Regions from separate parts of the Homo sapiens genome. Here region 1 is linked to region 2. A link is an interaction called in ENCODE POLR2A ChIA-PET data of the cell type or tissue named here. Cell type or tissue: HepG2. All regions are shown on one strand. Links, peaks and the distances in the headings refer to the core of each region. The heading gives the core; the rest is flanking DNA. Region 1 has its middle 34 kb from the start of ZSWIM5. Region 2 overlaps ZSWIM5 (zinc finger SWIM-type containing 5).

Region 1 (7,920 bases), core at 1,026-6,025, 140 kb before region 2:
AATACTCATTAGTGTGATTTCTGAATCATATGGTAGTTCTATTTTTAGGGTTTTGGTTTTTGTTGTTGTTGTTGTTGTTGTTTTTTAAGAGATAGAATCTCGCTCTGTTATCCAGGCTGGAATGCAGTGGCACAATCATGGCTCATTGTAATGTCAAACTCTGGGCTCAAGCCATCCTCCTGCCGCAGCCTCCTGAGTCACTGGGATTACAGATGTGAGCCACCATTCCCAGTCCTGTTTTTAGTTTTTTGAGAAATCTTCATACTGTTTTCCATAATGGCTGTACTGTTTTACATTTCCATCAACAGTGTATAAGAGTTCCCTTTTCTCTGTATCCTTGACAGCATCTGTTATTTTTTCTTTTTAATAATAACCATTCTAAGTGGGGTAAGATGATATCTCACTGTGGTTTTGATTTGCATTTCCCTGATGATTAGCAATGTTGAGCATTTTTTCATATGCCTGTTGGTCATTTTATGTTTTCTTTTAAGAAATGTCTGTTTAGATCCTTTGCTCACTTTTTAATGGGATTATTTGTTTTTTGCTGTTGAGTTGTTTCAATTCCTTGTATATTCTAGATATTAGTCCCTTAGCAAACGAATAGTTTGCAGATATATTTCTCCCATTCAACAAGTTGTCTCTTCACTCTGTTGATTGTTTCCTTTGCTGTACAGAAGCTTTTTAGTTCAATATAGTCCTATTTGTCTATTTCTGTTCTTATTATCTGTACTTCTGAGGTCTTAGCTATAAAATCTTTGTCTAAACCAACATTCTGAAGTGTTTCTCCTATATTTTATTCTAGTAGTTTTCTAGTTTCAGGTCTCTGTTTAAGCCTTTAATCCATTTTGAGTTGATTTTTGTATATGGTAAGACAGAGGGGTCCAGTTTCATTTTTCCCAGCACCATTTATTGAAAAGGGTGTCCTTTTCCCCAATGTATATTCTTGGCACCTTTTCAAAAATCAATTGGCTGCAAACATATGCATTTATTTCTGGGTTCTCTATTCTGTTTCATTTGTCTATATGTCTGCTTTTTTGTTTTGTTTTGTTTTGTTTTGTTTTGTTTTTAACAAGGTCTTGCGCTATTGCACAGGCTGGAGAGCAGTGGCATGATCTTGGATCACTGCAACCTCTGCCTCCCAAGCTCAAGTCATCCTCCCACCTCAGCCTCCCAAACAGCTGGGACTACAGGTACTAAACACTAAGTCTGGCTAATTTTTGTATTATTTGTAGAGACAGGATTTTGCCACATTGCCCAGGCTGGTCTTGAACTCCTGAGCTCAAGCGATCTACCCACCTCAGCCTCCCAGAGTGCTGGGATTATAGGCATGAGTATATGTCTGTTTTTATACCAATGCCATGCTGTTTTGGTTACTATAACCTTGTAATATATTTTGAAGTCAGATAGCATGGTGCCTCCAGTTTTGTTCTTTTTGCTCAGGATTGGTTTGGCTATTTGGGCTCTTTTTTGGTTCCATATGAATTTTGTGCCCAGAGATTTTGTTAACACTGTCCAAACACTACAGAATAAATAAATTCAACTAACAGAAGTAACCTTAGGAATGCAGAAAATATAAAACCTTACAATTTTAACTCCTCACCTTGTATGTGGACATTAGCCAAGGGCCTTTTGTTGTTGATATGGTTTGGCTGTGTCCCTACCCAAATCTCATCTTGAATTGTAACTCCCACAATTCCCACATGTCATGGGAGGAACCTGGTGGGAGGTGATTGAATTATGGGGGCGGGTCTTTCCTGTGCTGTTCTCATGATAGTGAATGAGTCTCATGAGATCTGATGGTTTTAAAAATGGGGGTTTCCCTGCAAAAGTTTTCTCTCTTGCCACTGCCATGTAAGAAGTGCCTTTTGTCTTCTGCCATGATTGTGAGGCCTCCCTAGCCATGTGGAACTATAAGTCCATTAAACTTCTTTCTTTTGTAAATTGCCCAGTCTCAGGTATGTCTTTGTCAGCAGCATGAAAATGGACTAATACACTACTTTGGTACCAGTAGAGTGGGGCATTGCTGACAAGATACCCAAAGATGTGGAAGCAACTTTGGAACTAGGTAACAGGCAGAGGGTGGAACAGTTTGGAGGGCTCAAAAGGTGACAGTAAAATGTGGGAAGGTTTGGAACTTCCTACAGACTTGTTGAATGGCTTTGACAAAAATGCTGATAGTGATATGAGCAGTAAGGTTCAGGCTGAGGTGGTCTCGGATGGAGATGAGGAACTCACTGGAAACTGGAGCAGAGATGACTTTTATGTTTTAGCAAAGAGATTGGCAGCATTTTGCCCCTGCCCTAGAGATTTATGGAACTTTGAACTTGAGAGCGATGATTTAGGGTATCTGGAGGAAGAAATTTCTAAGTAGCAAAGCATTCAAGAGATGACTTGGGTGCTGTGAAAGGCATTGAGTTTTAGAAGGGAAGCAGAGCATAAAAGTTTGGGAAATTTGCAGCCTGACACTAAGATAAAAAAGAAAATCCCATTTTCTGAGGAGAAATTCAAGCAGCTGCAGAAATTTGCATAAGTAATGAGGAGCCAAACGTTAATCCCCAAGACAATGTAGAAAATGTCTCCAGGGCATGTCAGAGATAGTTACAATAGCCCCTCCCATCACAGGCCAGGAGGCCTAGGAGGAAAAAAAATGGTTTTGTCGGTTGGGCCCTTGGTCCCTGTGCTGTGTGCAGTCTAGGGACTTGGTGCCCTGTGTCCCAGCTGCTCCAGCCATGACTAAAAAGGGCCAAGGTACAGATCAGGCTGTGGCTTCAGAGGGTCTAAGCCTCAATCTTTTGAGCCTGCAAGTGCACAGAATTCAAGAATTGAGGTTTGGGAACCTCCACCTAGGTTTCAGAGGATGTATGGAAACACCTGGATGTCCAGGCAGAAGTTTGCTGCAGGGGTGGGGCTCTCATGGAGAACCTCTACTAAGGCAGTACAGAAGGGAAATGTGGGGTTGGAGCCCCCACACAGAATCTCTACTGGGGCACTGCCTAATGGAGCTGTGAGAAGAGGGCCACCATCTTCCAGACCCCAGAAAGATAGATCCGCTGACACTTGTGCCATGCACCTGGAAAAGCCACAGATACTCAATGCCAGCCCATGAAAGCAGCTGGGAGGGAGGCTATACCCTGCAAAGCCACAGGGGTGAAGCTGCCCAAGACCATGGGAACCCACCTCTTGCATCAACATGACCTGGATGAGAGACATGAAGTCAAGGAGATCATTTTGGAGCTTTAAGACTTGACTAGGCTGGGTGCAATGGCTCATGCCTGTAATCCCAGCACTTTGGGAGGCTGAGGCAGGTGGATCACCTGAGGTTAGGAGTTCAAGAACAGCCTGGCCAACACGGTGAAACCAAGTCTCTACTAAAAATACAAGAAATTAACTGAGCATGGTGGCAGACACCTGTAATCCCAGCTACTTGGGAGGCTGAGGCGTGAGAATAATTTGAACCCTGGAGGCAGAGGTTACAGTGAGCTGAGATGGCACTACTGCACTCTAGCCTGGGTGACAGAGTGAGACTCTGTCTCAAAAAAAAAAAAAAAAAAAAGAACTGACTGCCCTGCTGGATTCTGGACTTGCATGGGGCCTGTGGCCCTTTTATTTTGGCCAATTTCTCCCATTTGGAATGGCTGTATTTACCTAATGCCTGAACCCCTATTGTATCTAGGAAGTAACTAACTTGCTTTTGATTTTGGCTGATAGGCAGAAGGGACTTGCCTTGTCTCAGGTGAGACATTGGACTGTGGACTTTTGAATTAATGCTGAAATGAGTTAAGACTTTGGCGGATTGTTGGGAAATCTCATGAGGACATGAGATTTGGGAGGGGCCATGGGCAGAATGATATGGTTTGGTTGTGTCTTCACCCAAATCTCATCTTGAGTTGTAACTCCCACAATTCCCACATGTTGTGAGAGGAACCTGGTGGCAGGTGATTGAATTATTATTCCTGTGCTGTTCTAATGATAGTGAATGAGTCTCATGAGATCTGATGGTTTTAAAAATGGGAGTTTCCCTGCACAAGTTCTTTCTCTTGCTGCCGCCATGTAAGAAGTGCCTTTCACCTTCTGCCATGATTATAAGGCCTAGTCACATGGAACTGTAAGTCCATTAAACCTCTTTCTTTCTTAAATTGCCCAGTCTCGGATATGTCTTTATCAGCAGTATGAAAACGGATTAATACAGGTGTGCTGAGAAACAGAACCATTCTATTCCCTGTAAGGGCTGTGTCCCGTGCATTTCATGGCTATCACACTGGGCACTTGGAGGTTACAGTTTTGAGCTTCACCCAATCTGGTTTGATTCCAGCACCAAAGCTTTATCATGTCTCAGTGAATCAATATTTCTATTAATATTTATGTTTAAAATTCTTAAATATTTAGGCCCTATAAGGAAACCACACAGCAAAAATCTGCACTCTGTTTGAACTAAAACCTGACTAAAATAGTGAAGAGTTTTAGTGAGTCATGAAACTTGAAGAGATCTGAAAAAGTGGCATTTCTCCTGGCCTATTTACAGGAGTTTCATGTTTTTAACAACATAATTGCATTGTTCAGCTCATGCCTCCTCCCCACCATAGCACCCAGATTTCCCCTCTCAAAACAGCATTTAAGAACACTTTGCATTTTATTGTGGTATTTTTTTTTTTTTGTAGAAGTGGGGTTTCACCATGTTGCCCAGGCAGGTCTCGAACTCCTGGGCTCAAGCAATCCACCTGCCTCAGTCTCCCAAAGTGCTGGGATTACAGGTGTGAGCCACTGCATCTGGCCCTGCAGTTATTTTTAAGGTAAAATTTACATATACTTAAATACAAAAAAGTTAACTGTATAATTCTGACAAATAGATATACGTCTATAACCCATACCTTCAAGATACAGAAAGCTCTATTGTGTCCTTTCCCCATCACTCCTTTCCCCTGACCCCCAGAGAGAACCACTGTTCTGATTATTTTCACTTTAGATTGGTTTTCCTTTTCTAGAAATTCATATAAATGGAATCACACATTATGTACTCTTGTACATAGTCTCTTTTGCTTAGCAATGTCTGTGAGGTTTTTCCATGTTGGTACATATATCAGTAACTTGTTTCTTTATATTTCTTAGTACTATTCAATTGTAAGACTATGCCACAATTTGTTTATCCATTCGACTGCTGAAGAATGTTTGGGTTGTTGGCTGTTTTATGCTATTGTGAATAAAGCTGCTACAAACATTCTGTACAATTCTTTTTGTGGATATTTGTTTTTATTTCTCTTGGCTGAATACCTAGGAGTGAAATTACTTGAGTAAATACCCCGGAGTGAAATATAATGCTACATGTTTATGTTTGATTTTACCAAATATTTTTCCAAAGTGGTTGTTTCATTTTACATTCTTACCAGCAACATATGAGAGTTCTCTTTGATCCACATCCTTTCCAACATTTGGTGATACCAGTTGTTTTTTTTTTTTTGAGACAGAGTTTTGCTCTTGTTGCCCAGAGTGCAATGGTGTGATCTCGGCTCACTGCAACCTCCGCATCCTGGGTTCAAGCAATTCTCCTGTCTCAGCCTCCTGAGTAGCTGGGATTACAGGCATGTGCCACCACACCCAGCTGATTTTATATTTTTAGTAGAGATGGGCTTTCTCCATGTTGGTCAGGCTGGTCTTGAACTCCCGACCTCAGGTGATCCCCCCTGCATTGGCCTCCCAAAGTGCTGGGATTACAGGCGTGAGCCACCGCACCTGGCCAGGGTGATGTGATGCCAGTTTTTAAAAATTATAGCCGTTCTAGTAGGTGTGTAGTGGTTTAAATTTGCATTTTACTGGTGAGTAATGAGGTTGAGCACTTTTTCTTGTTCATATTGGCCTTTCATATATCTTGCTTTGTGAAGTGTCTGTTCAAATATTTTGCCTATTTATTAATATTAATTTTAGTAATTCTTTGTATATTTTGAATACAAGTCCCTTGTCAAATATATGTTTTGTGGATATATTCTTCCAGTTTGTGGTTTTGCCTATTATTTTCTTTTTGTTGTTGTTTTCATTTTGTTTTTGTTTTTCGGAGACAGGGTCTCACTCTGTCATCCAGGCTGGAGTGAAATGGCACAATCATAGCTCACTGCAGCCTCAACCTCCCAGGCTCAAGTGATCCTTCTGCCTTAGTCTCCTAAGTAGCTGGAACTACAGGCACATGCCACAATGCCTGGTTAATTTTTAAAAATGTTTGTAGAGACAGGGTCTTGCTTTGTTGCCCAGGCTGATCTTGAAGTCCTGGACTCAAGTGATCCTCCCATCCTGGCCTCCCAAAATGCTGGGATTACAGGCATGAACCATTGTACCTGGCCTCCTATTATTTTCTTAATGATATTTTTTGATGAATAGAAGTTTTAATTTTGATGAAGTCTAACTTATTACTTTAAAAATTATTATTGCTTTCCATGTCATATTTAAGAAAATTTGTCTACTCCCAAGCCTCCTTTCTCCCCCACCAAAGGCTTTAGTTTTAGGTTTTACATTTAGGTGTCATGAATTAATTTTTGTATATGGTGTGAGGTAGGAGTTGAGGATCATTTTTTTATGGATATTCATCTATTCTAGCACTATTTGTTAAAAGGCTTTCCCTTTTCTGTTAGATTGCTTTGATTTTCTGTTAGCTTGTCCTTGTGTTGCTATAAATAAATATCTGAGGCTGGGTAGTTTATAAAGAAAAGAGGATTAATTGGCTTACAGTTCTGCTAGAGCCTGCAGAACTTTATAAATTATCCAATCCCAGATATTTATTTATAGCAACACATGTTCAAGCATGACTCCAGCATCTGCTCCTGGCGAGGGCCTCAGAAAGCTTATAAACATGGTGGAAGGCAAAGGGGGAGAAAGCTTGTCACATGGTGAGAGTTGGAGCAAAAGACAGAGTGGGGAGGTGCCACAGGCTTTCAAACAACCAGCTCTTGCCTGAACTAACTGAGTGAGAACTCTCATCACCAAGGGGATGGTGCTAAGCTGTTCAGGAGGGATCTGCCTCCATGATACAAAGACCTCCCCCCGGGTCCCACCTCCAACACTGGAAATCACATTTCAACATGAGATTTGGAGGGGACAAATATCCAAACCATATCATTCCACCTCTGGCCCTCCAAATCTCCTGTCCTTCTCACATTGTAAAATACAATCAACTTTTCCCAACAGTCCCCCAAAGTCTTAACTCATTCCAACATCAAGTCCAAAGTCCTAAGTCTCACTTGAGACTCATCTCCTTCCATCTATAATCCTATGAAATTAAACAAGTTATTTATTTCCAAGATACAATGGTGGTATAGTCATTGGGTGAGCATTCCTATTCCTAAAGGGAAATAAGCCAAAAGAAAGGGAGAAACAGGCACCACAGAAGTCCTAAACCCAGCAGGGCAGTTATTAAAACTTAAAGCTCCAAAGTAATCTCCTTTGACTCCATGTTCTGTATTTAGGGCGCACTGGTGCAAGAGGTGGGCTCCCAAGCCTTGGGCAGCTCCACCCCTGTGGTTTTGCAGGATGCAGCCTCTGTGGCTGCTCTCACAGGCTGGAGTTGAGTGCCTGCAGCTTTCCCATACTGAGGTTGCAAGCTTGCTGGTGCTCTACCATTCTTGGGTCTAGAGGGCATGGCCCACTTTCCACAGCTGTCCAAGTCAGTTCCCTGATGATGGCTCTGTGTGGGGGTTCCAACCCCACATTTACCCTCAGCATTGCCCTAATAGAGGTTATCTGTGAGTGCTCCACCCCTAAGACAGGCTTCTGCCTGGGAACCCAGGCTTTCTCATATACCCCCTGAAATCTAGGTGGAAGCTGCCAAGCCTCCTTCACTCTTGCATTCCATATGTCCACAGACTTAACATCATTTGGAAGCTACCAAAGCTTGTGCTTTCCAAAGTGGTGGTCCAAGCAGTACTTGGGTCCATTTGA
Region 2 (7,920 bases), core at 1,879-6,878:
TCCCAGAGTAGGGGCTCATTTGAGTCAAGAATTAGCATGAGAAGGAAATGAGAAGGTCATGCCTGGTATAGGAAACTTCACATGCAAAGGCATAAAGGATAAGAAAATGGAGAAAACAGCATAGTCAAGAATCTGCAAATAGTTTGGTGTGTTTGGAATGTGGGAGAGTGGTATGAAGCAAGTCTGAAGAGATAGAAAGAAATCATATTGTAAGAAGTTTGAACTTTATCTTGTAATCAGTGGAGAACCATTGAATGATTTTAAGCAATTCAGTTCAGCAAACACTTTTATAAATGTTTACTCTATGCCAGACTGTTAGGTAACAGAAATATAAAATACATAGTTCACAGTTTTTTTTTTTTTATTATACTTTAAGTTCTAGGGTACATGTGCACAATGTGCAGGTTTGTTACATAGGTATACATGTGCCATGTTGGTTTGCTGCACTCATTAACTCGTCATTTACATTAGGTATTTCTGCTAATGCTATCCCTTCCCCTGCCCTCCACCCCACGACAGGCCCTGGGATATGATGTTCCCCGCCCTGTGTACAGGTGTTCTCATTGTTCAACTCCCACCTATGAGTGAGAACATGCGGTGTTTGGTTTTCTGTCCTTGTGACAGTTTGCTCAGAATGATGGTTTCTAGCTGTATCCATGTCCCTGCAAAGGACATGAACTCGTCCTTTTTATGGCTGCATAATATTCCGTGGTGTATATGTGTCACATTTTCTTAATCCAGTCTATCACTGATGGATATTTGGGTTGGTTCCAAGTCTTTGCTATTGTGAATAGTGTTGCAGTAAACATACATGTGCATGTGTCTTTATAGTAGCATGATTTATAATCCTTTGGGTATATACTCAGTAGTGGAATCTCTGGGTCAAATGGTATTTCTAGTTCTACATCCTTGAGGAATCGCCACACTGTCTTCCACAATGGTTGAACTAGTTTACACTCCCACCAACAGTGTAAAGCATTCCTATTTCTCCACATCCTCTCCAGCATCTGTTGTTTCCTGACTTTTTAATGATCACCATTCTAACTGGTGTGAGATGGTATCTCATTGTGGTTTTGATTTGCATTTCTCTGATGACCAGTGATGATGAGCATTTTTTCATGTGTCTGTTGGCTGCCTAAATGTCTCCTTTTGAGAAGTGTCTGTGCATATCCTTTGCCCACTTTTTGATGGGGTCGTTTTTTTTCTTGTAAATTTGTTTAAGTTCTTTGTAGATTCCAGATATTAGCCCTTTGTCAGATGAGTAGATTGCAAAAATTTTCTCCCATTCTGTAGGTTGCCTGTTCACTCTGATGGTAGTTTCTTTTGCTGTGCAGAAGCTCTTTAGTTTAATTAGATCCCATTTGTCAATTTTGGCTTTTGTTGCCATTGCTTTTGGTGGTTTAGTCATGAAGTCCATGCCTATGTCCTGAATGGTATTGCCTAGGTTTTCTTCTGTGGTTTTTATGGTTTTAGGTCTAACATTTAAGTCTTTAATCCATCTTGAATTAATTTTTGTATAAGGTATAAGGAAAGGATCCAGTTTCAGCTTTCTACATATGGCTAGCCAGTTTTCCCAGCACCATTTATTAAATAGGGAATCCTTTCCCCATTTCTTGTTTTTGTCAGGTTTGTCAAAGATCAGATGGTTGTAGATGTGTGGTGTTATTTCTGAGGCCTCTGTTCTGTTCCATTGGTCTGTATATCTGTTTTGGTACCAGTACCATATTGTTTTGGTTACTGTAGCCTTGTAGTATAGTTTGAAGTCAGGTAGCATGATGCCTCCAGCTTTGTTCTTTTGGCTTAGGATTGTCTTGGCAATGCAGGCTCTTTTTTGGTTCCATATGAACTTTAAAGTAGTTTTTTCCAATTCTGTGAAGAAAGTCATTGGTAGTTTGATGGGGATGGCATTCAATCTATAAATTACTTTGGGCAGTATGGCCGTTTTCATGATACTGATTCTTCCTATCCACGAGCATGGAATGTTCTTCCATTTGTTTGTGTCCTCTTTTATTTTGTTTGAGCAGTGGTTTGTAGTTCTCCTTGAAGAGGTCCTTCACATCCCTTGTAAGTTGGATTCCTAGGTATTTTATTCTCTTTGAAGCAATTGTGAATGGGAGTTCACTCATGATTTGGCTCTCTGTTTGTCTGTTATTGGTGTATAGGAATGCTTGTGATTTTTGCACATTGATTTTGTATCCTGAGACTTTGCTGACATTGCTTATCAGCTTAAGAAGATTTTGGGCTGAGACAATGGAGTTTTCTAAATATACACCCATGTCATCTGCAAACAGGGACAATTTGATTTCCTCTTTTCCTAATTGGATACCCTTTATTTCTTTCTCTTGCCTGATTGCCCTGGCCAGAACTTCCAATACTATGTTGAATAGGAGTTGTGAGAGAGGGCATCCCTGTCTTGTGCCAGTTTTCAAAGGGAATGCTTCCAGTTTTTGCCCATTCAGTATGATATTGGCTGTGGGTTTGTCATAAATTGCTCTTATTATTTTGAGATACGTTACATCAATACCTAATTTATTGAGAGTTTTTAGCATGAAGGCTGTTGAATTTTGTTGAAGGCCTTTTCTGCATCTATTGAGATAAACATGTGGGTTTTGTTGTTGGTTCTGTTTGTGTGACGGATTATGTTTATTGATTTGCGTGTGTTGAACCAGCCTTGCATCCCAGGGATGAAGCCGACTTGATCATGGTAGATAAGCTTTTTGATGTGCTGCTGGATTCGGTTTGCCAGTATTTTATTGAGGATTTTCACATTGATGATCATCAGGGATATTGGTCTAAAATTCTCTTTTTTTGTGTGTCTCTGCCAGGCTTTGGTATCAGGATGATGCTGGCCTCATAAAATGAGTTAGGGAGGATTCCCTGTTTTTCTCTTGATTGGAATAGTTTCAGAAGGAATGGTACCAGCTCCTCTTTGTACCTCTGGTAGAGTTCGGCTGTGAATCCATCTGGTCCTGGACTTTTTTTGGTTGGTAGGATATTAATTATTGCCTCAATTTCAGAGCCTGTTATTGGTCTATTCAGAGATTCAATTTCTTCCTGGTTTAGTCTTGGGAAGGTGTATGTGTCCAGGAATTTATCCATTTCTTCTAGATTTTCTAGTTTATTTTTGTAGAGGTGTTTATAGTATTCTCTGATGGTAGTTTGTATTTCTGTGGGATTGGTGGTAATATCCCTTTTATCATTCTTTATTGTGTCTATTTGATTCTTCTCTCTTTTCTTCTTTACTAGTCTTGCTAGCGGTCTATCAATTTTGTTGATCTTTTCAAAAAACCAGCTGCTGGATTCATTGGTTTTTTGAAGGGTTTTTTGTGTCACTGTCTCCTTCAGTTCTGCTCTGATCTTAGTTATTTCTTGCCTTCTGCTAGCTTTTGAATGTGTTTGCTCTTGCTTCTCTAGTTCTTTTAATTGTGATGTTAAGGTGTCTATTTTAGATCTTCACCGCTTTCTCTTGTGGGCATTTAGTGCTATAAATTTCCTTCTACACACTGCTTTAAATGTGTCCCAGAGATTCTCGTATGGTGTGTCTTTTTTCTCATTGGTTTCAAAGAACATCTTTATTTCTGCCTTCATTTAGTTATGTACCCAGTAGTCATTCAGGAGCAGGTTGTTCAGTTTCCATGTAGTTGTGCGGTTTTGAGTGAGTTTCTTAATCCTGAGTTCTAATTTGATTGCACTGTGGTCTGAGAGGCAGTTTGTTGTGATTTCTGTTCTTTTACATTTGCTGAGGAGTGCTTTACTTCCAGCTATGTGGTCAATTTTGGAATAAGTGCGATGTGGTGCTGAGAAGAATGTATATTCTGTTGATTTGGGGTGGAGAGTTCTGTAGATGTCTATTAGGTCTGCTTGGTGCGGAGCTGAGTTCACAGTTTTATAGGAATGACATGATATTATTTCCCCATTGGAAAGACCTTCTGCTCATGTTTATGGAAGATGAGTAGAGGGAATAAGACTTAAAGGCAGGAAGATTAGTTAACCCAGGCAAGAGATTATTATGATCTCAAATTGAGGTGGTGTTAGGGGAGTTAAAGTGGAGGAACTAGAATGGAAAAATATTTAGGAGGCAGAATCCACAGGATTTAGTGACCTTTTGTATATGAATCAGAAGGAGAAGCCAAGGATAAACCCCAGAGCAGTGGCTCCTGCCTGACTCTACAGCTCCATCACTTGTCACTTTCCCGCTTCCTGTTGGCTTTCCAGTCACTGGTCTTCTTTCTCTTCTTTGAACATTCCATGATCCTCTATGACTCAGCACTTCTGCATATGTGTCTCTGTCTCTTTTTGTCTGTCTGTCTGTCTCTCTCTTGCCTGGAGTCTTCTTTACCACTACTCTGCCATTCTCCATCCTTTCACCTAATTAATTCCTACTTATTCTACAGAATTCTGGACAAAATATTATTTCCTCAAAAACTCATCCCTTACCACTTCTGTCCCTGAATCAGTTCAGGTCCCCCGCTATTATATACTACCCTATCATTTTATACTACTTCTTTATAGTACTTAACACAATTAGAACTCAATAGCCGGGTGTGGTGGTGGGGACCTATAATCCCAGCTACTCAGGAGACTGAGGCAGGAGAATTGCTTGAACCTGGGAGGCAGAGGTTGCAGTGAGCTGAGATCGCACCACTGCACTCCAGCCTGGGTGACAGAGTGAGACCTTGTCTCAAAAACAAAAAAAAAGAAGCACATTGAGTTGAAAGAAATGCTATAAATTTATTTTTCCTAGTTTTTAAAGCCCAACATTGTTTCAGAATGTGAAATTATGATCATTTTATAATAATTTCTGTTACCACGACTATAATCATGCAATAAGATTAGGGCAAATCACGTAACTTCTTTGAACCTTGTTCCTCATCTGTGAAATGATTATGTCTCAGGTCCTTTACTACTTCATTTTGAGTAAAATCTCACTCATATAAACTAGAATATAAGCTCCATACCCATAAATGTTAAGGCTTTTTCACTTACTATGATTCATTTCAACAGTTGGGGCACCAAGTAGTTTTATATAGAGGTGATATTTGAGCTAAGCCATGAAGAACATAGAATTTCCTTATTTGGAGAGGGGAAATTTGTATATATCTGTCTGTCACACATGTCCAAACAGAAAAATGGTCTTTAGTCCTTTTCTGTTTAATCCAAGGTGGAGTCTAGCCCATGCTCGGGATTCCCCAGCCTTAATGCTGGGAAAGAAAACTGTTAAGTGAACAATTTCAGTCAATTCCCGTGTCCTCAGTTTAGAAGGCAGGAGAATCAGAACTCTTTTAAACCATGGATTTTTAAGTTTCTTACTGATCTTGTGGTTCCCAGAGCTCTTGCTGCACATTTAAGCATGTCTAGCTCTTGCAAGGACCACCTGCAAAGTACTTGGTTGTTAGGAGCCTGTGAGGCCATTTTGATACATTTTTAAATCTTTCCTAAGTCGCACTTGGAGCACGTTGAAGGCAAAGAAAGCATGGCTCATTTATAGGATGACATGATGGTGGGGGTTCTTATAATAGCAGGTGTTTATAGAAGGCCAGTGATTTTTCTGGAAGCAGAGATGTCACAGCCAGTGTGATATGTAATGGAGAAGCAGCTGCGGTACAATTTTATTCTTACAGTTCTAAACAATCTACAGGTCAGGTAGGGAAGCTGTCTAAGCCATAGAACGGCATGAAGCATCTCTTCTTCTCAGGGCAAGGCTTTGCTTTGTGATCCGAGGGGCAAGGGGTGGGTAAATGCACTGGTTGTAAAACTAAACAGGAACTCCTTGAAAATGTTTGGTGCTTTATGCAGGGCCTGCTCAGTGTTAAAGCACTTGAGGGCTGTGTGTGTGTGTGTGTGTGTGCGTGTGTGTGTGTGTGTGTTGATAGGGCCACAAGGCAAGCAGCTGCCTGATTGTCCATTTTCTTTAAAAACATACACACATGCACACACACGCACACACACACACACACACACACACACAAACAGTTATCTACCAGGTCCACCATCTCTGACTGCTTTGCATCAAAAAATGGACTGTAGGAAGGAACAAAATAGCGATGTTTTACCTTTATGGCCCACTGGAGTCACTAGTAAAGCAGGTAGGGGTGTGTGTGTGTATGTGTGCGTGCGTGTGTGTGTTTTAACTGTGGTACACTACCAAGTCTAACATTATATATTGCTTCTCTTTATACCTGCCTATTGCTCCCCACAATTTATCTATATCCTAATCACTTGAAGACCTATAACTAATAAAATAGACTGTTTTAAAAGCCTATATAGTTCTTGGGCACTTGAATATTTGATAAGTAGAATAACTTCACAATGTATGTATTTTGTTTTTGTATTTTAGGAAAATGTGAATGAAGGAGTATCACAAAGATGATATTTGGGAAAACGTCTTTTATAAAGTAGTTGTTTTTCCCATGAGTTTCTAAGCAATTTTTGTGGTGGTTGTTTCTGTTACTGTTTTTGTTAAGAGCCTACCAGGTTCCAGGCACTGACCTAACCACTTTATGTGTTTTTTTTCTTTATTTTACAGATAAATGTGTTAAGAATCAAAGAAAGACAGTCAAAACTTTAAATAAAAAATAAATTCACGCCTGATGAAATAATAAGTCAAGGCAACAATCATCAATGACTGTTAAAACCATTAGGTGAAAAGCTGACAAGGAACTTTGTAAGGGAGAGATCAGGTCAAAAACACCAAAACCCACTGGTCATTCCTCAACAGCATGAAAAGAAAGACAATCAGGCGTTATATGTCTCCTGATGTGATGCAATAGAAAGTATGCAACACAGCCTGTGAAGTAATTTCAGCAAAAAACCCAAATCTCATCAAGTCTCTAGAACTCACATTATTTTTCAATATTAGGATGTTGGGGAAGAAGGGAACTTGTAGTTTAAGAGACATAACAACAAAATTAAATGTCTGCACCTTGTTTGCATCTTGATTTGAACAAACATCCTGTTAAAGAAAAATAAAAATAAAGAGCCAGGCACAGTGGTTCATGCCTATAATCCCAGGACTTTGGGAGGCTGAGGCAGGAGGATCAGTTGAGGCCAGGAGTTCAAGACCAGCCTGGACAACACATTGAGACCCCATCTCTACAAAAAATAAAAAAAAATTAGAGATGGTAGCACATGCCTGTAGTTCCAACTTTTCAGGAGGCTGAGGTGGGAGGTTCACTTGAGCCCAGGAGGTTGAGGCTGCAGTAAGCCATGATCACACCACTGCACTCCAGCTTGGGCAACAGAGAGAGACCCTGTCTCAAAAAAAAAAAAAAGTTAATTATGGAAATCTGAACACTGAATATTTGATATTAAGGAATTACAAATTTTAGTTCTTACCTTTTAGAGATTCATACAGAGGTGTTTACCAATGAAATGATATTTGTGGGATTTGCTTTCAAAGTAATCTATGGAGGAGGTAGGAAAGGAGTTGGTAAACGGTAGGTTAAAGAAATTTGTCTTTGTGTTGATAATTGTTGAAGTTAAGTGATGCATACATGGGGACTCAACATACTGCTGTCTCTGTCTTTTGTTTTTTTTTTTTTTGCTTGCCTTGTTCTGGAGTACAGTGATATGATCTTGGCTCACTGTAACCTCGATCTCCCAGGCTCCAGTGATCTTCCCACCTCAACCCCCCAAGTATCTGGGACTGTGGCTATGGGACTATAGGCGTGCACCACCACGCCTGGCTAATTTTTTGTACTTTTCATGGAGGCAGGGTTTCGCCATGTTGCCAGGCTGGTCTTGAACTCCTGAGCTCAAGTGATCCACCTGCCTCAGCCTCCTAAAGTGCTGGGATTACAGGCATGAGCCGCCAAGCCTGGCCCTGTCTCTGTACTTTTTTGTTTGATAGCCAGGCTGGCCTTGAACTCCTGGGCTCAAGCAGTCCTCCCACCTTGGGCTCCCAAAGTGCTGGGATTACAG

What was found. Peaks named below come from ENCODE experiments on the same cell type or tissue, not always from the same donor. Only the 100,000 strongest peaks of a DNase experiment are listed, where the experiment ranks them.
Region 1: POLR2A ChIA-PET joins it to region 2 with 7 read pairs; 2 of 35 experiments call an interaction of 5 or more read pairs at or near these places.

The regions. Positions count from the first base shown.
Region 1 is chr1:45,236,386-45,244,305 of GRCh38, reverse strand. No RefSeq gene overlaps it. Among named protein-coding and RNA genes, the nearest start is that of ZSWIM5, 34 kb to the right of the region's middle. In HepG2, for the core only: no CTCF peak of the experiment used is centred there; no DNase peak of the experiment used is centred there.
Region 2 is chr1:45,094,483-45,102,402 of GRCh38, reverse strand. All of the region lies in intron 1 of ZSWIM5 (zinc finger SWIM-type containing 5), which reads left to right. Among named protein-coding and RNA genes, the nearest start is that of UROD, 86 kb to the right of the region's middle. In HepG2, for the core only: no CTCF peak of the experiment used is centred there; a DNase peak (open chromatin) is centred at 4,222.